Linked DNA regions of Homo sapiens: region 1 is linked to region 2. A link is a loop called in an ENCODE intact Hi-C map of the cell type or tissue named here. Cell type or tissue: breast epithelium. All regions are shown on one strand. Links, peaks and the distances in the headings refer to the core of each region. The heading gives the core; the rest is flanking DNA. Region 1 holds the start of L3MBTL2-AS1 (L3MBTL2 antisense RNA 1). Region 2 overlaps ZC3H7B (zinc finger CCCH-type containing 7B).

Region 1 (11,269 bases), core at 1,234-9,233, 120 kb after region 2:
GGAGGTGGCAGATGAGACTGCCTGCGCTGCCAGGCTCACCTTGGCCCTGACTCCCTAGGAGGACACAGAGGGAGGCAACAGCTCTCCCTAGGAGGACACAGAGGGAAGGCACACGGCTTGCAGTGGGCATGCCACTTCTTGCCACCAAAACGCCAATGAGTTGATGCAAATCACAAAACGCACTTTAGACTAAGGAAAAGTGACCCAGAGGTCACGCCTGCCCAGAATTACACAGACTCATTTGTGCCAGAGCTGGGCCTGGAAGCTGGTGTGCAGCCTGTGCTCCTCATGGGCTCTGCACTCTGATCCCCAGGCATCCTGCCCTCCCCGCCCCCTCCCAGCCCTCTGCCTGTGGCACATACAAGACTCATGTCCAGAGAACTGAGTCTTCCTGTGTCCCTTTCTGACCCTGATGGGCTGCAGCTCTGCAGTGCTTTCACAGTGCCTTGGTAGCAACTGACCTAATGAGGGATGGTGACCAAGATGCCCTCGAGCTGCTCTACAGAGAGCCATGGTGCTGGGGTACAGAGGAGGAGGTTCTTTTTGTTCACTGTGACTTCAGTGCTGTCCTGCCTGGGGCAGGGAACAGGTAGGGTGTAGGGCTTTTCCAGCCCCAGGGCACTGCTGGGTCAGGAAGAACCAGCCTAGACTAGACTAAGCAGTGCTATTTCCAAACACACCAGGAAGGAAAGCGTCTCAGAGGTCACAAAGCAGCCAACAGGCAAAGCTGACACAGGGGTCCTAAACCAGACAGACCCTCTGGCCCAGCTCAAGGGCTTGGGATACGTCCTGACACCAATTGCCTGTCCCACATCCGGTATCCCAGCAGCTCACTCAGGAGAGTGAGAGAAAACACAGGGTAAGGCCTGGCTCGGGGCCCCTCTGGGCTGCCTTCCCTGCCATGTTCTCTTCATCTACAGCCAACACAGTGCAGCCCACAATCCAACGCCATTTTTGTTAGTTTTTGTTTTTTTTTTTGAAATGGAGTCTCCTCGCTCTGTGGCCCAGACTGAAGTGCAGTGGCACGATCTCAGCTCACTGCAACTTCGGCCTCCCGGTTTCAAGCGATTCTCTCACCTCAGCCTCCTGAGTTAGCTGGGATTACAGGCGCATGCCACCACACCCAGCTAATTTTTGTATTTCTAGTAAAGACAGGGTTTCATCATGTTGGCCAGGCTAGTCTGGAACTCCTGCCCTCAGGTGATCTTCTGACCTCGGCCTCCCAAAGTGCTGGGATTACAGGAGTAAGCCACTGTGCCGTGCCTAGCTAATGTTTTTTTTTTTTTTCAAGAGACGAAGTCTCACAGTGTTGCCCAAGCTGGTTTCAGACTCCTGGCCTCAAGTGATCCTCTTGCCTTGGCCTCCCAAAGTGCTGAGACACTGAGACAGGTATGAGTCACTTTTACCATGTATATATGTGACTTTTTAATTTTTACTAAATCATTTCTTAAAATTAAATGCCACAAAGATGATTCTGTGCCACACAGGAGTCCTACACCAGACAGAATCAGACAGCCCAGAGGCGCCCCAGACTGGGCTTTACCCTGTGCTGTGCCAGGCACATCCCTGGCTCAGAACCGAGGCTATATTACAATTACTTGTGTGCATGGCTTTTGTTTCCTCTGCCAGACTAGAGATTTCTGGATGGCAGGGTCTGTATTCTTTGTATTCCCACAGTGCCTTGTAAACAAGTATGTAAGGCTGGGCATGGTGGCTCATGCCTATAATCCCAGCACTTTGGGAGGCCGAGGCAGGTGGATCACTTGAGGTCAGGAGTTCGAGACCAGCCTGGCCAATATGGTGAAACCCCATCTCTACTAAAAATACAAAAATTAGCCAAGTATGGTGGTGTGTGCGCACCTGTAATCCCAACTACTCGGGAGGCTGAGGCAGAAGAATTGCTTGAACCCAGGAAGCGGAGGTTGCAATGAGCCAAGATTATGCCACTGCACTCCAGCCTGGGCAACAGAGCGAGACTCTATCTCAAAAAGAAAAAAAAGGCTGGGCGCGGTGGCTCATGCCTGTAATCCCAGCACTTTGGGAGGCCGAGGCAGATGGATCACGAGGTCAGGAGATTGAGACCATCCTGGCTACCACGGTGAAACTCCATCTCACTAAAAATACAAAAAAATGAGCTGGGCGTGGTGGGCGCCTGTAGTCCCAGCTACTTGGGAGGCTGAGGCAGGAGAATGGCGTGAACCCAGGAGTCAGAGCTTGCAGGGAGCCGAGATCGCGCCACTGCACTCCAGCCTGGGGGACAGAGCGAGACTCCGTCTCCCAAAAAACAAAAAAGTATGTTAATAAAATCTATTGAGTGAACACTTCTGAAAAATTCTATGAGCAAAGGTAAGGTTCCGGAAGAGCAAAAGGCAGACAAAGCAGCATGACTGGAGCAGTAGGAGCAGAGTCTGGGTGGGGCAGTGGCCGACGCCAGGCTAGAAAGGCAGATGGCAACCACGTAGCAGCAGCATTTGTCTCTAGCCTTGCAAAATGTGGAGCTGCTGAAGATCATCAGGCAAGGGGTCTTAGGTAACATGCTCCAGTGAGTGGCATGCAGGATGCAGAAAAATGGAAGAGCGGAAGGAGGCACATCAGTTAAGGGCTCACTGCCGACCTTGATGTGGAAATCCACGGGAAGCGTCCTGGAGCCCACCAGCCGTTTCATGAGGTAGCCCTTCCAGTCGGTGAACTTGGCATGGATGGCTGTGGAGGCACCAGCAGAATCCTGGTTACACAGACTGACAAACCTCCACTGACAGGGGCGCTAGCGCCGACCCAGAGTGGGGACCCCTCAGCAGTGGGGACTGAAAATAGCTGCCTCTTCAGGCCAGCAATGACTTCATCTGAGAACATCAGATTCCACACGTGGATCTGCCCCCAGGCCTCTGGGATGGGGAGGGCAGGAAGCCAGGGGGCAAGTGGATTCTGTTCTAACAAGACAGAGGACTCCCATTCTACCTAACACAAGCAGAGGACTCTCCCTCTACCAGGGGCCCTACGGGAACAAGAGAGGAAATGTTCTCATCAACTCACTCCGTGGGGGCACTAGGATCTTGCTGTTGATGGCACACCAGCCAATGGGGTGGACATCCACTGTTCCCAGGTTGCACCAGAAGTCATGGCTGGCGTCATTTTCAAAGCCTTCATACCGAAGCAGCACCCGATACCCTGAAAGGAAAGGAAAGGGCACCTGTGAGGGAGGGTGAGCTGGGGAAGGTATGTTCTGTTTTTTTTTTTTTTTTCTGAGACGAAGTCTTGCTCTGTCGCCCAGGCTGGAGTGCAGTGGCGCCATCTCAGCTCACTGCAAGCTCCACCTCCAGAGTAGCTGGAACTACAGGCGCCTGCCACCACGCCCGGCTGATTTTTTTTTGTATTTTAAATAGAGACGGGGTTTCACCGTGTTAGCCAGGATGGTCTCGATCTCCCGACCTCGTGATCTGCCCTCCTCGGCCTCCCAAAGTGCTGGGATTACAGGCGTGAGCCACCGGGCCTAGCTTGGGGAAGGTATGTTCTTAAGCCTTCTCTTTTCTCTAGCCTAAGCTGGACTTCTGGCACCTATACTTCCAGGCAAGTGGATTCCTGTTGTCCACAACAGTCCTAGCCAAACAAATTCATGCTCCTAGTTCGGAAAGCATTATGGAATGGTGCTGAGAGTTAATTCTCTATAACCTGATCATCCTTGGAATGAATTTTACTTTTTAAATTTTTTCATTTTTTATAGAGACAGTATCTCACTATATTGCCCCGTCTGGTCTCGAACTCCTGAGCTCAAACAATCCTCCTGCCTCTGCCTCCAAAGTGCTGGGATTAGAGGTGTGAGCCACGAAACCTGGCCCTGGAACAAACTTTAAAAATTGGGGTTTCCAGCCAGGCACGGTGGCTCACGCCTATAATCCCAGCACTTTGGGATGCAGAGGATCACCTGAGGTCAGGAGTTTGAGACCAGCCTGGCCAAGATAGTGAAACCCCGTCTCTACTAAAAATACAAACATTAGCCGTGTGTGGTGGCCAGGTGGCCTGTAGTCCCAGCTATTCGGGAGGCTGAGGCAGGAGAATCGCTTGAACCCAGGAGGTGGAGGTTGCAGTGAGCCGAGATCGTGCCACCGTACTCCAGCCTGGGTGACAGAGCAAGACACCATCTAAAAAAAACAAAATAACAAAAACAAACAAAAAAATTTGGGGTTTCCAAGCCTGCCAAGCTCTGTGTTCCCTTCTCCGGTAAAAGAATCCTTAGAAGTGGGGCAAAAATTCCAGTGGGTGGGATTTTTGTTTTATGAAGCCAACTCCTGCCTACAACACTGTTCACCCATCTAGAGATGTCACTCTGCAGACACATCCCTGGCCCTGCCCTGGCCAAACACTCACCTGCTGTCTGGATGACAGAGGCGATCCAGTACACCCGGCTGGGGAGCACAGCATCACTGTTGAGCACCTCCACCTTCATCCCTTTCATCACATCCTCCCACTGGTCATAGAGTGGGACCTGTGTGGCGATGAGAGTGTACCGAGAGAGTGAGCTAACTGTGCTAGCAGGGGAGACAGACTGCCTCACGGCCTCAGTCAAGTCCTCGTTTGCACCTCAACTTTTCACATCACCCACTGTGTGCAGAACCAGCTACTAGAGATAAAGAGATGAGGTCTCCTGTCCTTGAAGAGCTAAGCCGGGAGTAGAGGTGGAGGTGGTGGGATGCAGGGTGATGGCTAGAGACCCAGAGTCAGACAGAACCGAGTCCTAAAATCTTTATAGGACTGGTTTCTTACTGTATCATTTTGGGCACATGATGCCTTGGTGAGCCTCGATCCCTTCGTCCCTGTGCCAGCCCGAGCAATGGCAGGGCGCTGATATTAGCACAAATATACTTTCCTTCAATCATCATACAAACCTGGGCTGTGGGCATTATGACCCCCTTGTTTACACACAGCCATCCACCTGCAAGTTTACTCTCTACCTCCCCTCCTACTGAAATGCTCCAGGGGGCCAGGCATGGTGGCTCACGCCTGTAATCCCAGCACTTTGGGAGGCCGAGACGGGCGGATCACCTGAGGCTGGGAGTTCGAGACCAGCCTGACCAACATGGAGAATCCATGTCTCTACTAAAAATACAAAATTAGCCGGGCGTGGTGGTGGCACATGCCTGTAATCCCAGCTACTCCGGAGGCTGAGGCAGGAGAATCGCTTGAACCTGGGAGGGGGAGGCTGCTGTGAGCTGAGATAGTGCCATTGCACTCCAGCTCTGGGCAACAAGAGTGAAACTCCCATATCGAAAAAATAAATAAAATAAAATAAAGTGCCCCAGGACAGCACTGGACTGTTTCAGTTGCCTTCCCAGTACCTAATCCTCACTTTCCTGCCAATGGTACTTTTGATTCTCCTTTGGGAGAATCACTTTTTTTAGAGTCTTGCTCCGTCACCCAGGCTGGAGTGCAGTGGCGCAATCTCAGCTCATTACAACCTCCGCCTCTCAGGTTCAAGGGATTCTCCTGTCTCGGCCTCCCAAGTAGCTGGGATTACAGGTGCCTGCCACCACTTCCAGCTAATTTTTGTATTTTTAGTAGAGATGGGGTTTCACCATGTTGGCCAGGCTGGTCTCGAACTCCTCACCTCAGGTGATCCACCCGCCTCGGCCTCCCAAAGTGCTGGGATTATAGGGGTAAGCCACTGCGCCTGGCCAAATTCACCTTTTTTATTCTCAGCCCTGGCTTCAGCCAGTTGAGGTATCCCATTCCATCTCCCTGGTCACTTGAGTTTAGTTCATCACAGAACCCGGACACAGTTGCGCTAGCCCAGGCACGCAGGGGCAGGCTTTTTACAAAGCAAATTGGATTATATGTGTTAGACACAAGGATGATGCAACTCCCTGGAAATGAAAATGCTGAAACTATTAGAGAATTCAGGGCAAAAAAGAGGCTCCCCCTCCAGCAGGAAGGAGGTGCACCTTCATTAGCCATTCAGAGACGAGAGGAGTGAGTTAGCTGAGTCAAGAAGCAGCTGTCATTGTTCAGGGCACTCCCCAGAGTTCAGTGGCAGTTCTGAAAGGAGGAGAGGAAGTGGCTTACTCTGGGTAAAAGACTCCCTACTTCCTCAAGACTAAAGAGGCCTCCTCCTGGATTTCCCGGAGCTTAGGGACGTGGTGTGAAGACAAAACAAGAGTGCTGTTGTGGGCTCTGCTCTCCCGGCCTGCAGGCTCCACACGTCACAGCTGCTGGATATTCGGTTCTTGCGCTCAAGCCCCGCCCCTAAGGGCCTTGCCCTTCGTTCTGGCTTTTACATGATCCGCATCGAGGAGCCTTTTACAGAAGTGGCTCCAGGAGCATCCACATCTGCCTCTCGGGGCCCACGGGGCCCAGGCCAGCTACAGAAGCACCCTGCTTTCCATGGGAAAATGCTGCAAATGGGGGAGAAAGGAGAGAAGGGTTTCAGACTGCAAAGACCCTTCGACATCAGCTAGCACCAAGTTCCATCATGTAAATAAACTGAAGGGCTTCAGACCGGGAGTGAAGCCAAGCAGGTGATAGAAGTGTTTGTAGGAGGATTTTTTTGACATAAACATGAAATGGAGCGAGTGGTAACGCCATCCGTCTCCTGCCCAGACCTCCCCACTGTCACTGTCCAGCCTGAAGCCGCCCTGGTGAAGCAGGTGGAGGAGCAGCTCCAGGCCCGGCTCCCCGGCCTCCCTCCCTCAGCTCCAGGGCACTCACGTGCTTGAAACAGCTGACGGGAGCAGCCTTGTAACTGTGATCCTTCAGGAACTTCCCCCAGTCGAAGCCCAAGACCAGAGCTGCAGAGCAGAGAGGACGAGTCAGACTAGGAGCCTGCGCAGCAGCCACTCCAGGAGCCTGGACCCCAAGGGCCCTGTGGGACCTGCAGAGGTAGGTCCCCCACCCCCAGCAGCCCCTCTCACAGCGCTGCCCACGACACCCTCCTTCACTCCCATACCTGATCCACCAGTGGCCATGAGGGACCACTGTTGAGGACTGAATTGAAAGGTGGCAAGACTCTCAGGAGTAGAGGAACATTCAAAGGGAAATTTCTCGCCCTTCTTCCCCCAAAGGGGAAAACTGAAATATCCCTGGGCTTAAATTCCTCCCTCCGCCCTGAACCTGATTGGCCACACCCAATCTAAATGTGGGGGAGGGGGTGCGCACACACCAGGGCCCCTCCAACTGAGCTCCGGCCTGCTGAGCTCAATTTCAGTTAGAAACTCAGAACAATGATAGCAGAGTTGCTTTATGCATACATTTAACTTGCTTAGCAATTGCTACACACTCAGAGAGAGGCTCCTTTCCTTATCCCACCACCCCTCTCCAAACCTGCCTTCAAACCATATCTGGGCCTTCGTTGCCCCAGGGAAACAGAAACCAAAAGGATAAAAGCAAAGAGAAACAAAAACAGCCAATTCTTGGCTTTTGAATTATCATGGGTAGGAGTCCTGATAATTTAAGGGTGTTTGAAGGCATTTTTCTGGGTAATTTCCACAATACCCAACAGGTGAGGAAGATGCAATCCGCAGTGACCCTGACTTAGGGCACTTTCTACCTGGCCGGTTTGCCCAGTCTTCATTCCTAGGAAAGGCCACCCCAAACCCAGTCTCCTCCCCAGCCACGGCAGCTTCCTAAGCAGGGCCCTCTGCTATCTTACCGTCTTGTCCTGTTGGTGTCCCATCTGCCAGCTGTCCTGTCCCTTGAGAGTGGAGGAAGGCTCCAATTTTGGCAGACCAGGCAGCCTTGTGCAGGACTTTGGCTTTTTTGGTCGGTGGTTTTCCCTGGAGAGGAGGACAGAGGCTATGTGTAGCCTGGCGGCTGGGATCATGAGTCTGGATTTGGGCCGCCAAGTTGAAGTCCTGGGCTTGGGCCAGTGACTTAACCTCTTTTGGGCTTCAGTTTCTTCATGTGTGAAACAGTGATGACAATAACAATCCTGAGCTCAGGGGGTGGTTGTGGGGAAGCGTCGGGGGTGCTAGGGGGTGCTAGGCAGTGCTGCAGAGCAGGGAGAGACCCATGTTCTATCTTTTAAGCCTTTCTGTCCTCCCAGATTCAAGTCTCAGTCATCTCCTTCCTCCAGTGTCGCTACTGATAGATCCAAAGCAAAGAATGGGCCTCACAGGGGCCCAGAAACGCTCATGAACTGGGAGGCAACCTTCTGTACATACGCGAATGTTTGGGAGAGGGTCCACATAGGCGAATGTTCGGGAGAGGGTCCACATAGGCGAATGTTCGGGAGAGGGTCCACATAGGCGAATGTTCGGGAGAGGGTCCACATAGGCGAATGTTTGGGAGAGGACCCACAGCTTTCATTAGGTACTCAAAGGGGGTCCTCCCTTTCCAAAGGGAATGGCCACTGATCTGGTCTGTATTTTGTAACTTAAGTACTGAACAGGAAGGCCAGGAATTTACTAAAGAGATCAGTGAAGCAGAAATCTGGGTTTAAGTCCCAAACAAACCTACAGGGCAAATCCCAGTTCTACAGTTTTTAGTTGTATACCTTTAAGTAAGTTACTAAAATTTCTGAGCCTTTATAAAAAGGAATTTTTTTAAAAATCAAATTTTTTAAGATCGTTAATTGGACTGAGAATGTCAAGCCCTTAGCAAGTACTCCCAAACCATAGCTATTAATATTACCAATATTATTCTTAGCTCTCGGAAGAGAGGGATCTTTCGGTGCCTTAAGTAAAATCTACAAAATGGGGAAACAATGGTAATTGTCTCACAAAGGCGACAGTGTATGAAGCAGTAAGCAGAAGGATCTGGGACACAGCAATTTCTAATAAACATCGGTGGTGCTCAAACTTCGCTGCACATTAGGATCACCTGGGAGCTCTTCCAATCTCTGTCCAGGCTACACACCATCCCAGTTAAATCAGAACCTTTCGGAGTAGGACCCAAGCATCAATATATTTTACATAATATTTTCCCCCCAGGCTGGAGTGCAGTGGCACGATCTCGGCTCACTGCAACCTCCACCTCCCAAGTTCAAGCGATTCTCCTGCCTCAGCCTCCCGAGTAACTGGGACTACAGGCGTACAACACCACGCCTGGCTAATTTTTGTATTTTTAGTAGAGACGGGGTTTCATCATGTTGGCTGGGATGGTCTCGATCTCCTGACCTCGTGATCCGCCCGCCTCGGTCTCCCAAAGTGCTGGGATTACAGGCGTGAGCCACCGTGCCCGACCAGCATCAATAATTTTTAAACTTTCCAGGTGATCCCAACATGCAGGCAAATTTGGGAAGCAGTGTTGCAGATGCTGGTCCCAGCTACTGGGAAACAAGGTAAGATGAGGCCCCTGAGATGAGGTTCCAGCCTCAATTCCGCCATTCTCCTCCTACAGAGCCACACTAGGTATGTCATTCTACCTCCTTGGACCTCAGTATACTTATCAATAAATGTGTGGGTTCAACACCACATCCAAGAATCTTTCCATCTCTAAAGATTCTATAAATATCAGTAATTTAGAAAATTGGCAAGACTTTCTAGGTAGCTGCCTGTGACATGGAGTCCGAGGAGGCATGGTCTTCCTGAAGCCACCGTGGCTGGTGAACCTTGGGCCTGTTTCCCAACTTCCTTTGAAAGGATTTATAAAAGTGTGGGGTGAAGACCAAGGGTGTCAGACTCCCCCATAGTTCTTGTTTAAAATGTACTGAATACACCAGACTCTGGGGGATGATGGTAGGTAATGGAGCGTAGCTTCAGGAACCTATAATTTAAAAAGCTCCACAAATGGATTCTACTGTCCTCTGAAGTTTGAGAACATAATAAATACCAGCTGGCCACAAGCAAGGACCTTTTCAAACTTTCCTGGCCCTGGCCTTCAGTCACTTGGTGGTTCCTGTCTCAGCACCAAAGGCACCGGGAAGGATCCAAGTGATTGCCTCTCACCTGTAACCTAGCCAAGATACTGGCTTTCTTGGAGTTGGAGGAGTAGCTCCTGGAGCAGGAGACGCTGCAGAACCTCTTGGTCTTGGAGAAGAAGGCTTCCCTTGTACCCACGATACCACACATCTCACAGACAGCTGGGAAGAGAACTTAGCACATGACTCACCCGATATGACCACCTCAAAGCAAACAAAGTGATGGGCCCTTCAAAACCTGGGGCACTGCATTAACCAGGTGAGCCCCTGCCCCCACAAAGGCTAATGGAATAAGAGGAGGAATGGGAGGTACTGGTGTGTATATCCTGAATCTACCTGAATGAAGTGCTGCTGCTTGGCCTCCCTTGGCTACAGATGTCAACAGAGGGGCTAATGGAAATCCATGAGGACGACTGGGGGAACAGGTGAGTGTTGAAAAGTTTGTCAGAGGAAAGTGAGAAGAAACTAGGCATGGTAGCTCCTGTCTGTAATCCCGGCAGTTTGGGAGGCCAAGGAGGGAGGATTGCTTGAGGGCAAGAATTTGAGACCATCCTGGGCAACATAGCAAGACCTTGTTGCCCAAAAAAAAAAAAAAAAGGCCAGGTGTGATTTGGCGGGGGGAAACTGCCTGAGCCCAGGAGGCTGAGGCTGCAGTGAGCCATGACTGCACCACTGTACCTCTAGCCTGGGCAACAAAGTAAGACACTGTCTCAAAAAAAAGCGAAAAAATTTATAGGAAGAAAAAGTGCCAAAGTCACTTAACCTCTGTGGCTCTATTTTCTCATCTATATAGTAAAGGGACTGAACTAGATCAGTGTTTTATTTATTTATTTTTGAGACGGAGCCTTGCTCTGTCACCCAGCCTGGAGTAGTACACTGGCGCAATCTTGGCTCACTGCAAGCTCTGCCTCCCGGGTTCACGCCATTCTCCTGCATCAGCCTCCCGAGTAGCTGGGACTACAGGCACTGCCACCACACCCAGCTAATTTTTTTGTGTTTTTAGTAGAGACGGGGTTTCACCATGTTAGCCAGGATGGTCTCAATCTCCTGACCTTGTGATCCGCCGTGTCGGCCTCCCAAAGTGTTGGGATTACAGGCGTGAGCCAATGCGCCCAGCTAGATCAGTGTTTTAATCGTGACTTCACTTTTTTTTTTTTTTGAGATGGAGTTTTGCTCTTGTTGCCCAGGATGGAGTGCAGTGGCGCCATCTTGGCTCATTGCAACCTTCGACTCCCGGGTTCAAGGGATTCTCCTGCCTCAGCCTCTTGAGTAGCTGGGACTACAGGCATGTGCCACCACGCCTGGCTAATTTTTTATATCTTTAGTAGAGACGGGGTTTCGCCATGTTGAGCAGGCTGGTCTTGAACTCCTGACCTTGTGATCCTCCCGCCTCGGCCTCCCAAAGTGCTGGGATTACAGGCG
Region 2 (11,269 bases), core at 2,158-10,157:
TTTTAAACTCAGGACCGGACTGAGTCTGGAGACCAGGGATGCTACTAACACTGGGGAAGTCACTTCACTCTCTGAGACTTGAATTCTTCCATCAGACAAGGGCAGTGGTGCCCTCTGTGTGCCCGCCCAGCATATGGCTTGGTGAGGAAGGGCACGAGGTGATCATCTTTGATCCATCCACTCTGGGAGTGCCCCGCCGTGGGGAATGCAGTGCCTTACCCCATGCAGAGGGCTCATTCCCCAACTCTAGAACCCACAACCCCCAGCAGGGAATGAGAGGCCTGGATCCCCACTCAAGTCACTCACCGAGGGGGCTGGTTTCTGAGCACCGCTAGGGGGACGGTGGTCCTGTGAGTTGGTCTCCTCTGGGCAGGGAGAAGACACAGGGGTCAGTGGCTCTGGCTCTGAGGCGTGAGGGGCCTTCCTAGGGCTTCCCCTTATGTATTGCTGACTCGGAGAAGCCCCCAGGCCACACATCCTCTCCTACTCCTGCTGAACCCCTGACTCTATCCTCTCCTCTCCACTCCCCAGGGGCAAAGACGCCTCCCAGCCTGAGTGTGTCCACTCTTTGCTTAAACTTGCCAGGGCTTCCCGCTGCCCGTAGGAGAAAGCCCAAGTTCCTTAGCTTGCTCCCAGGTCCTCGGAGACCAAGGCCCCCACCCCAGCTGCTCCGCTCATCAGCCAGCCCCGCGCCATGCCATGCCAGGCTAGTGCCCCTGCTTCCTCTGCCTGGCAGGTGAACTTTTCCTTCAAGACCCTGCCTAGTCATCACTTCCTCCAGGAAGCCTCCTTTGGCCCTGAGGCTGAGTGAAGTCCCCTCCGTGCCCCGACAGTCCCGTTAAGCCCTCTCAGTCGAGTGCCCTGGGCTGTGTCCGACTGCCGAAAGCTAGCCCCACCAGCGCCCAGACAAGACGGCTTCCTCCCTGGGTCCCTGGCACCCAGCCCAGAGTGGTGCAGTGGGAGGCCATGACCTTGTGCTCCGCCCCCAGCCTCAGGATCATCCCATGGGATCTCACCAGCCTGGTGACCCAGGGTCCCGGGAGGCTGGGCAGGGAGCACCAGACTGGGAGTCTAGAGGCCTGGACTGTCGCAGCTCTCCTCTGCTTGATCTTGAACAAGACACCCACCCCTCAGGCCCAGCCCCACACTGTGCTGAGCACTGCAGAGACGGCAACACACAGACATGGCCTGGGATTGCTAAGGAGTGATGGGGACAAACAGATCTGTAACTCAACTCCACTCTCCAGGCACCAAAGAGGCCACAGCACTGTGCAACCTGTCCAGGGAGGTTGAACGGGCCCACCCATGGCCTTACCCATGAAGGAGTCAGGTTTGTCCAGGGAGCCTCGTGTCGACCCAAAGCTGTCGAGTGCATCCAGCCGGGTCTCCGAGTACGGCAGCAGGTCCAGGGGGTCCAGCGTGGGGCCCGGGGGATCGAGGGCATCCAGCACAGAGGCGGCCAGCTTCTTGGAGGGGTCCATGACCAAGCCGAAGGAGGCGGGGGGCAGTGGGCTGGAGACAGGGATGGAGCCACCCACCACAGGTGGTAGCAGTGGGGTCCCGCCGGGGAACACGGGTATCAGCTGGGGCAACTCACTAGGCACGCCGCTGCCAGACAGGCCACCCTGGACCAGAGACTATGAGGCAGGGACAGAGGGAGGGGTCAGAGGAAAACAGGACTGCCCAGGCCTGGGCAGCATCAGGACTTGGGGAAGCAAGGAGACCTGCACCCTGTCGCCTGGCTTCATCCTGTCCCATGTGGGAGCAGGGCTCACTATGGTCCCTTCTGGCCAGACATTGTGCAGCTTCATTTCTTTTTTTTTTTTTGAGACGGAGTCTTGCTCCACTGCCCAGGCTGGAGTGCAGTGGTGTGATCTCGGCTCACTGCAACCTCCGCCTCCCGGGTTCAAGCGATTCTCCGGCCTCAGCCTCCTGAGGAGCTGAGACCACAGGCATGTGCCACCATGCCCGGCTAATTTTTGTATTTTTAGTAGAGAGGGGGTTTCACCACGTTGGCCAGGCTGGTCTCGAATTCCTGACCTCAAGTAATCCGCTGCCTTGGCCTCCCAAAGTATTGGGATTACAGGCGTGAGCCACCGTGCCCAGTGTGCAGCTTCATTTCTGTACCAAACAAGTCCCTACTGAGGCCTCCTCCTGAGACACATGACATGAGCATTGGGGCCTTCCCTCCACCCCTGGGACAATGGGGACACAGCGGGGAGAGGGGATCAGGGGAGCACAAGGAGGGTGGTGTGGCTCACCAGCGAGTCCAGGAGGGTGTCCAGCTCTGGGCCAAAGACATCCCCGTCTGAGAAGTCATCCAGGCTGTCGGTGCTGGGGAGGGTCCTGCTGCTGTCCAGGGGGGCCAGCAGGTCCAGAACGTGAGGGAACAGGGGCATCGTGGGCGTGGAGGGGAGAAGGGCTGGGGAGCCTCGAGGGTCCACGTAGCAGTCTGCGGATGGGGTGGGCAAGAGCCGAAGGGGAGCACTGCTTGGTGAGGGTGGAGGAGGCGTCCCGGGCCCCGTGATGCTCATCCAACACTTTCCCTTCTTCTTTCAGCTCTTGCCAGGAGCCCTGCCTTCCCCATCGGCTGATCCCACTGGCAGATGCTCAGGGGGTGGTCAAGGAAGGCCACAGCCCCAGAGCAGGGAGGGGCCCTCAGTCCTATGATGTCAATCCTTGGCCCAGGCTCAATGCCTAAATGTCCACCACTGCTGCCTCCTTCTTCTGGGGTAAGCAATGCCCTCTCCAGGGGACACTCTTAAAAGGCAACCTTTTCTGGAAGCCAATGAGGAAGAGGAGGGGAAAGGGCTTTGGAAGAGGTGGGGGTGTGCAGGCAGCCAGGAGTGAAGGCCATGGGACTGTTGCACCTAGCTAAGAGGCAGCACCCCTCTCTGCCAGACTAGAGATGCCCTCCCCTCCTTGAGTGGGTCTGTAGCTCTCAACCCACTGTTTTCTCCCATGCCTCAGGGAGTACCAGGGTGGGGAACCCCTCGGAGGCCCTCCCATCTACAGGGCTGGGATGGGGAGGGGGCTCGACTCCCCTGACCTCTCGGGGCCCCAATTTCCACTTGTTCCCTCGTATCGGGGACATTACCTGTTTCGATGTCATCTATGGACCCCAATCCATTAGAAGTTCCCTGTGGGGAGAGGGCCACAGTGGCGCTGTGGCTGGGAAGGCCCCGATCCCAGCACCCAGCACCAGCCCCTCCCCACGTGACTATGCTGTTGACCCAGCACCGAGGAGCACTTAGAGTGCCAGGGGAGATTAAAGCCCTCACATGCGGCCAGGCGTGGTGGCTTATGCCTATAATCCCAGCACTTGGGGAGGCTGAGGTGGGTGGATCACCTGAGGTCAGAAATTCAAGACCAGCATGGCCAACATGGTGAAACCTCATCTCTACTAAAAATACAAAAATTAGTCGGGCATGGTGGCAGGAGCCTGTAACCCCAGCTACTTGGGAGGCTGAGGCAGGAGAATGGTTTGAACCCAGGAGGTGGATGTTGCAGTGAGCCGAGATCATGCCACTATACTCCAGCCTGGGCAACAGAGCGAGACTCTACCTCAAAAAAAAAAAAAAAAAGCCCTCACACGTGCTGGGTCCTCACCCCTGTGGTGCCCAGCAAGGGGCTGGATGGGCCAGCAGGTGGGGGCATGGGCTCAGTGGATCCCCACAGCTGTCCCTCTAGGGAGGGGTGGTTGAGGGCAGGGAGAGAACCTCTGAGTCTTGGTTCCACCCACCACAGGGCAGGGTCCTCACCCCGGTGAAGGTGGCAAGGGTCTTAGCAAGCCTCCCCCCACAGCACCACAGATGGCCTGCAGTTCAAAGACAAAAGTGCCCCCTCCCTGAGTCCCCAGGCTCTCCTCTCCCACGGTAGCCCCAGGCCCCCCAGGAAGCAGAGAAGGGCATAAACCCAGGTGGGATCCCACTGCCTTCCTGCTGGAGGAAAGCTGGGCCTGAGCAGGCTGTACAACCTGGGCAAAGTTCCCCATCCACTCTGGGCCTGCTTCACTCACCGCTGGGGAAGGCTATCAGGATGAAATGACTTGCTATGTGTGAAGTGCTTAGAACGGGGCCTGGCACACAGGAAGTGCTTTGTGTTTTGGGTTTGTTTTTTTTTTTTGAGACAGAGTCTCACTCTGTTCCCTAAGCTGGAGTGCAGTGGCATGATCTTGGCTCACTGCAACCTCTACCTCCCGGGTTCAAGCAATTCTCCTGCCTCAGCCTCCCGAGTAGCTGGAATTACAGGCACCCGTCACCACGCCTGACTAACTTTTTTGTATTTTTATTTTGTATTTTTATTTATTCTTTTTTGAGATGGAGATTTGCTCTTGTTGCCCAGGCTGGAGTGCAATGGTGCGATCTTGGCTTACCGAAACCTCTGCCTCCCAGGTTCAAGCGATTCTCCTGCCTCAGCCTCCCAAGTAGCTGGGATTACAGGCATGCGCCACCATGCCTGGCTAATTTTTGTATTTTTAGTAGAGATGGGGTTTCTCCATGTTGGTCAGGCTGGTCTTGAATTCCGGACCTTAGGTGATCCACCTCCCTCAACCGCCCAAAGTGCTGGGATTACAGGCCTGAGCCACCACACCCAACTTTTTTTTTTTGAGATGGAGTCTCGTTTGGTCACCCAGGCTGCAGTGCAATGGTGTGATCTCAGCTCACTACAACCTCCGACTCCCACATTCAAGTGATTCTCTAATCTCGGCCTCCTGAGTAGCTGGGATTACAGAAGCATGCCACCATGCCCAGCTAATTTTTGAATATATATATATATTTTTTTTCTTTGAGATGGAGTCTCACTCTGTAGCCCAGGCTGGAGTGCAGTGGCACGATCTCAGCTCACTGTAAGCTCCGCCTCCTGGGTTCATGCCATTCTCCTGCCTCAGCCTCCAGACTAGCTGGGACTACAGGCACCCGCCACCACGCCTGGCTAATTTTTTGTATTTTTAGTAGAGATGGGGTTTCACCGTGTTAGCCAGGATGGTCTCGATATCCTGACCTCGTGATCCACCCGCCTCGGCCTCCCAGAGTGCTGGGATTATAGGTGTGAGCCACCGCGCCCAGCTAATTTTTGAATTTTTTAGTAGAGATGGGGTTTCACCATGTTAGCCAGGTTGATCTCAAACTCCTGACTTCAAATGATCCACCCGCCTTGGCCTCCCAATGTGCTGGGATTACTGGCGTGAGCCACCGTGCCCGGCCTGTGTTGATTAGATGCACAGTTTCTGGAAGTTGGGCTGGGAGAGCTGCTGTTTCGTTCAACAGTTCCCACACTCCAACCTCCAGGCTGTGGTGCATCCTTCCCTGTCCTGAACACCCTCCCCTTTTTCTCTGAGTCCTTCACAGTCCAGCTCAAGTCCTGCTTCCCTGGTGAGGCCCTGGGTGGCCCCACCCTTTCTGTGTCCCCACGGAGAGCCGGATGGAGGACCAGACTCCACCACTAGCCTTCCTTTCCCAGGACCAGCAGCCACAGGACCAGCAGCTAGACTCATCCAGCATCCTGCCTCACGCCAGCCCAGGCCAGCATCTCACACCCACTGTGGGGTTTAGCCCTCGGTCCAGGCGCCCTGCGAGGTATCATCCCACGGCATGGAAATGTCAGCCCAGAAAGCTGCTATGCACAGATCAGAGCAGGGCTGTCTGACCCAAGAGCCTGTCCTGACTCTGTCCCCTGGAACTGTACACTCCCCCATCCATACCTGCACCAACACCCTGCACCTCCTTCCCACACCTGAGCCTGCCATAGAGCACATGGCAAATGTGTGCACTTCAGTCTCCGGAGTGTCTGCCCACCATAGATTGGCTGCCAAACCAAGGCCGCCACGCTGGATCACAGAGCTGCTATCCTCATGGTAAGTACATAAAGTCTTTGAGGGAAAGAGAGGTACCAGATGAACATCTCTAGGGAAAGCGGTGATTCTCCCTGCTAGATCCTGCCCATGGCTCCCAGGCCACGCAGGACAAAGTCACCTTCTCAGCCCTCCTGCCCATGCCATCACCCCAGCCTGCCAGGCTCACTGTTCCTGCCCTTCTGCATGGCACTCCTTCTGGTGACATCTGTTTGGCAACAAAGGTCTATGGAGCTCTATCTCTTCTGCAGACGCCCTGCTGGGAGCTTTCACATTGACCCATTGTAATTCTATAACCCCCACAAAATGGCAGGTACCGGACCCCTGCAAAAGAGAAGGAAGCCAAGGCTCTGAGGGGTGGAGTGGCCTGCGTAGATAAGGAGCGTGCTCAGGATCTGATCCAAAGCACGTTCCACTGCAGAGCCCAGGCTATTCCGAGCCCCATAGGAGGAACTGGTCTTGTGATCTGGGGTGTCTGTCTCTTTTGCTGCTTAGCCTTTGTGCAGGCTGTGCTCCTGGTCATGAGTGCCATTTCCCCCTCTCCAGCTCTCCCTTCCTCTTAGTCTTGCTTCCCTGGCTCGCTGAAGCCCTTTCCAACCAAGGCTGCCTTGGGCTCTCTGTTCCTGGAACTCACAGCCCTCCTTGCATCTTGTTCCCCACGATGCCAGGGACAGCTCTTGCACAGACACTGTCTTGCAGGGCCTCTGCCTGGCTCCTAGGTCATAAGAAGCTCCCTGTGGGCACAGCCTGGTCCATCCCCACTTCCAGGTGCACATGTGAAATGACCAGCCGGCTGAATGAATATGGTGCTCATGGTGGAGAACCTACAGGGACCCCTGCAGCCTGCATTTACTTGTGTCTGTGCACAACTCACGGAAGGCCAGGGGCTCTGGCTGGGACACCACCCTGCCCTCATGTGTCCTAGGGCACTCCGTTTGTGCATGTGCACATGTGTGTGCTCACATGTGTGCTGTACCATGTTGGGCAAACTGAGTTCATGAGGCAGGGTCTGAACTGGTCCTCTCCACTGTGGGCTTCTTAGAGCCCTCCCTAACCATGCCCTCCTGACCTCTATGAATGTGCAGGAGGAGCCCAGCAAGATTGCAGGGATGGGTGAACAGCCTGGCAGGGACTGGGGGGGGCCTGGTGCCAGGTATGGCACCATCTGTGGTCATCTGGCTGCAGACTAAGCAAGGCTTTGCGGCCTTGGCCCTGGAGAGCTGGGCATTCAGCCCATATTTGCTGTGGCCCCCTGGCCGCAGTCATTCAATCATTCAACAAATATTTTTTGAGCATCTGCTGTGCCTGCCCAGCCCAGCTCCACTTGCTGTGATGAGACGCTACCTTGGTGCTCTATTCCCAGTGTCTGAACTGACACTGGGTACAAAGCAGTGCTCAATAAATACCTTCCGAATAAATGAATAGAATTAATGCTGCCTCCCCTCAATGCCTTCCCAATGCTAAGACTGAGCTTCTTATCAGGGGTCAAGCGGTCTGGCTTCTATCTCCTGTTCCAGGACCCCCAGCTCTGCCTTGGTGTTGGTTCCTCCCACACTCTGAGCTCCTCCAGGCCTCAGGGCCTTTGCACATACCTTCCACCTGGTCTGGAATGCTGTTTCACCTGCACACCCTGCCCCTAACTCTTCAACCTTCCGGTCTCAGCTTAAATGTCACTGAATCCTGTCTAAATCAGGGCTCCCAGTCTCAATGGCCCAGGTCTCCCCATACTCTGCCTTCACAGCCCTCATCACAGTTTGAAACCAGAAATGATCTGCCTAATGTCCTAATGTCCATCCTAGACTGTGAGCTCTTTGAGGGCAGGAAACAGATTTGTTTTGTTTATCACATACCCAACCCCAAGCTCAGTGCTTGGCCCATACTGGGTAAACTTAGACAAATCACCTTTCATTCATTTAATGTTTTCTCGTTGGAGCACCTGGTATGTGCCAGGCCTAATAATTTCTTTTATTTTTCAGATGGAGTCTCATTCTGTCTCTCAGGCTGGAGTGTAATGGCGCGATCTCGGCTCACTGCAAACTGTGCCTCCTGGGTTCAAGTGATTCTCCTGCCTCAGCCTCCCAAGTAGCTGGAACTACAGGCACATGCCACCATGCCCGGCTAATTTTTGTATTTTTGGCAGGGATGGGGTTTCATTATGTTGGCCAGGCTGGTCTTTAACTCCCGAAATTAAGTGATCACCCACCTCGGCCTCCCAAATTGCTGGGATTACAGGCATGAGCCACCATGCCTGACCTATAATTTCTGATTATAAACCATGAGTGCTACAAAGGCAGATCATCAACTGCCTACTTTGCAGGCTGGGAGGTCCCTGAGGGCAAGGACGCAGCTCTCTCAGGCCCAGGGCCGAGAGTGTTTTGTGGGCCTCCTTATGGAATGAATGAAAGAAAGTGCTGCAAAGCTCTGGAGGAGGGAGGCCTGCTGCTGCCTCGCTGTGTGACACTGGCCCCGTCCCCTCCCCACTCTGTGCCTCAGTTTCCCTTAATGTACAAGGTGGCAGGACCCCAGGCTCCATCAGTGCTCTTATAGCCCATCTCTCACTTTCCAGAAAGCCTCAAAGTCTACCTGAGCAGCGGGCAGGGGTCTCAGTCGTGTGCCAGGCCCTGCCTCACCCCCCTGGGATGAGCCAGGCCTGACTGGGGTGCACAAGTGTCTTGGCCCTTGGGAGGAGTCCCCAACTCAGGACAGCACAGCAGCTATCCACAGTGACTGCCCACTGCATTTCCTGCTGGGTCGTGTGTGCCAGGTTATCAAGCACTTTCCTCCCTTGTTCCCGTTGAGGGATGGTCCGCATTTCAGAATGCAGAAACTGAAGGACCTGCCCAAGGCTGCAGGGCCCAGTTGGGCTCTTCCTTGTCAGAGTCCTCAGTCTCGGCTGCCCCTCCCAAGCAGAGTCACTGAGCCAGGGAGAGCAGGATGGGTTTCGGCAGGGGCATGCCCTTGAGCTGGGCTTTGAAAAGCGAAAAGACAGAGAAAGGCAGGGTGGGGAAGAGGAAGACATTTGAGGCCCAGGGGCCTGAACCTGCAGAAAGGCTGGTGAGAAAAAAGGCAACACAGCAGGAAATGTGGGGCAGGAGGCAGAAGGAAGGCGTGTGGGACCAGGCTGCCCAGACTGTGTCCTGGCCAGGGTTCAAGAGTGAGGCTGCCCCCGGCGGCTCCCCGGCAATGACCACTCCCTGCCAACAGCAGCCATGGCCTGTCCCCACATCCTGCCCCCGTGGACACGGGAGGTACCTCCTAGGGAGGCGGAGGCCCCTGGACCCACTGCCTGAGGTCATTTATACCCGGAGAGAGTGAATCCAAACCTCTCATAATGGATAAACTGAGACAGGTTGGTTCAGCCCCGATCCTACCTGATCTGCCACGCCAGCCGCAGTGCCGTTACTGAGCAGAGAAAAGGTTTCCAATTCCTGCCAGAGATTGGAGAGAGGTGGGCAGAGGTAAAGATTCTGAAAAGATGCTCAAGGTCCCCTTAGCTGGGGCAGCAAAGAGGCCCTGACACAAGCAGCTGGGGTCTGCAGCGCCCCCGAGAGTCCCTGTCCCCAGGCCTGCCGGAAATCAACTGCTCTGTCTCTCTGGGTCAGATTCTGGGGTTTTCTTCTTCCAACCTTGACCTGGGCAGAGGACCTCCCTGCACACCTCTACTGTGTGTCAGGCACCATGCTAGGCACCATCTCAAACATTCTATTTTTTTATTTGTTAATTTTTAAATTTTTTCTGAGACAGAGTCTCACTTTGTCCCCTAGGCTGGATGCAATCTCGGCTCTCTGCAGCCTTGACCTCTGGGGTTCATGTGATCCTCCCACCTCAGCCTCCCAAGTAGCTGAGACTACAGGCATGCACCACCACACCAGGCTAATTTTTGTACTTTTTGTAGAGATACGGTTTCGCCATGTTGCCCAGGCTGGTCTTGAACTCCTGAGCTCAAGCAACCTGCCCACCTCGGCCTCCCAAAGTACTACGATTATAGGCATGAACCACTGCACCCGGCCCATTTGCTCTCTCTTTTTTTTTTTTTTTTTTTTTGAGGCAGAGTCTCGCTCTGTTGCCCAGGCTGGAGTGCAGTGGCACGATCTCTGCTCACTGCAAGTCCCGCCTCCTGGGTTCACACCATTCTCCTGCCTCAGCCTTCAGAGTAGCTGGGACTACAGGCGCTCGCTACCACCCCCGCTAATTTTTTCGTATTTTTAGTAGAGACAGGCTTTCACTGCGTTAGCCAGGATGGTCTGGTCTCGATCTCCTGACCTCGTGATCCTCCCACCGCGGCCTCCCAAAGTGCTGGGATTACAGGCATGAGCCACCGCGCCCGGCCTTTTATTTATTTATTTTTTTTGAGACAGAGTTTCGCTCGTTGCCCAGGCTGGAGTGCAATGGTGCGATCTTGGCTCACCGCAACCTCCGCCTCCCGGGTTCAAGTGATTCTCAGCTGGGCGCGGTGGCTCACGCTTGTAATCCCAGCACTTTGGGAGGCTGAGGCGGGCGGATCACGAGGTCAGGAGATCGAGACCACGGTGAAACCCCATCTCTACTAAAAATATAAAAAATTAGCCGGGCGTGGTGGCGGGCGCCTGTAATCCCAGCTACTCGGAGAGGCCGAGGCAGAAGAATGGCGTGAACCCGGGAGGCGGAGCTTGCAGTGAGCTGAGATCGCGCCACTGCACTCCAGCACTACAGCCTGGGTGACAGAGCGAGAGTCCGTCTCAAAAAAAAAAAAAAAAAAAAGTGATTCTCCTGCCTCAGCCTCCCGAGTAGCTGGGATTACAGGCATGTGCCACCACCCCAAGCTAATTTTTGTATTTTTAGTAGAGATGGGGTTTCTACATGTTGATCAGGCTGGTCTCAAACTCCTGACCTCAGGTGATCTGCCCGCCTTGGCCTCCCAACGTGCTGGGATTACAGGCATGAGGCACTGCGTCCAGCCCATCCATTCTCTCTTTTTAATCCTCCCATGAGCCCTCTGGGGTGGGCATAAATTATCTCCATCGTCCAGATGAGGAAACCAAGGTGGAAAGAGATGAACTAACTTGCTCAAGGTCACAGCAGAGACTCGAGTCACGAGTTTCCCTTGTGCAGCCTCCTGGCCCTCGGCAGGTACCAAATGAATCTATGTGGAACTGAACCAGCCAAACAGATACCAACACTTCAAATTTGCACCATATGGGTGTTGAGAACATAATGCTGAAGGACGCCAGTGTCAACTCAGGCCACCTCCAGGTGACTAAAGTCAGCCAGCACAGGGGAGGGAGTGGTTTTCAACAGTTGGAGTCTAAAGTGAGCTAGAAGCGGTGGCTGCTCTCTCCTTTTCCGAAAGGTTCCAGGGCTTTCAGCCAACAGACAAGGAAGATCACCTGCTGTCACTCCCCTCTGTCCTAACCCAGCCCTGGCCACCCTCACCCA

Evidence for each region. A loop is a pair of places that touch in the nucleus more often than their neighbours do. Peaks named below come from ENCODE experiments on the same cell type or tissue, not always from the same donor. Only the 100,000 strongest peaks of a DNase experiment are listed, where the experiment ranks them.
Region 1: it touches region 2 in a loop (2.7-fold over the local background); 2 of 110 quality-filtered maps call a loop at or near these places.

What each region holds. Positions count from the first base shown.
Region 1 is chr22:41,212,633-41,223,901 of GRCh38, reverse strand. It overlaps L3MBTL2 (L3MBTL histone methyl-lysine binding protein 2), which reads right to left. Exons shown (of 17, transcript NM_031488.5): 3 at 9,876-10,009; 4 at 7,640-7,763; 5 at 6,700-6,779; 6 at 4,366-4,483; 7 at 3,034-3,168; 8 at 2,615-2,703. It overlaps L3MBTL2-AS1 (L3MBTL2 antisense RNA 1), which reads left to right and starts at 6,275. Exons shown (of 3, transcript NR_148200.1): 1 at 6,275-6,870; 2 at 9,199-10,272. RefSeq lists enhancers at 4,707-5,403, 5,404-6,101. In breast epithelium, for the core only: no CTCF peak of the experiment used is centred there; DNase peaks (open chromatin) are centred at 5,961 and 6,166; H3K4me3 peaks cover 345 bases; H3K27ac peaks cover 2,017 bases.
Region 2 is chr22:41,330,184-41,341,452 of GRCh38, reverse strand. It overlaps ZC3H7B (zinc finger CCCH-type containing 7B), which reads right to left. Exons shown (of 23, transcript NM_017590.6): 7 at 9,226-9,282; 8 at 3,098-3,140; 9 at 2,262-2,452; 10 at 1,316-1,637; 11 at 307-365. Among named protein-coding and RNA genes, the nearest start is that of ZC3H7B, 34 kb to the right of the region's middle. In breast epithelium, for the core only: no CTCF peak of the experiment used is centred there; no DNase peak of the experiment used is centred there.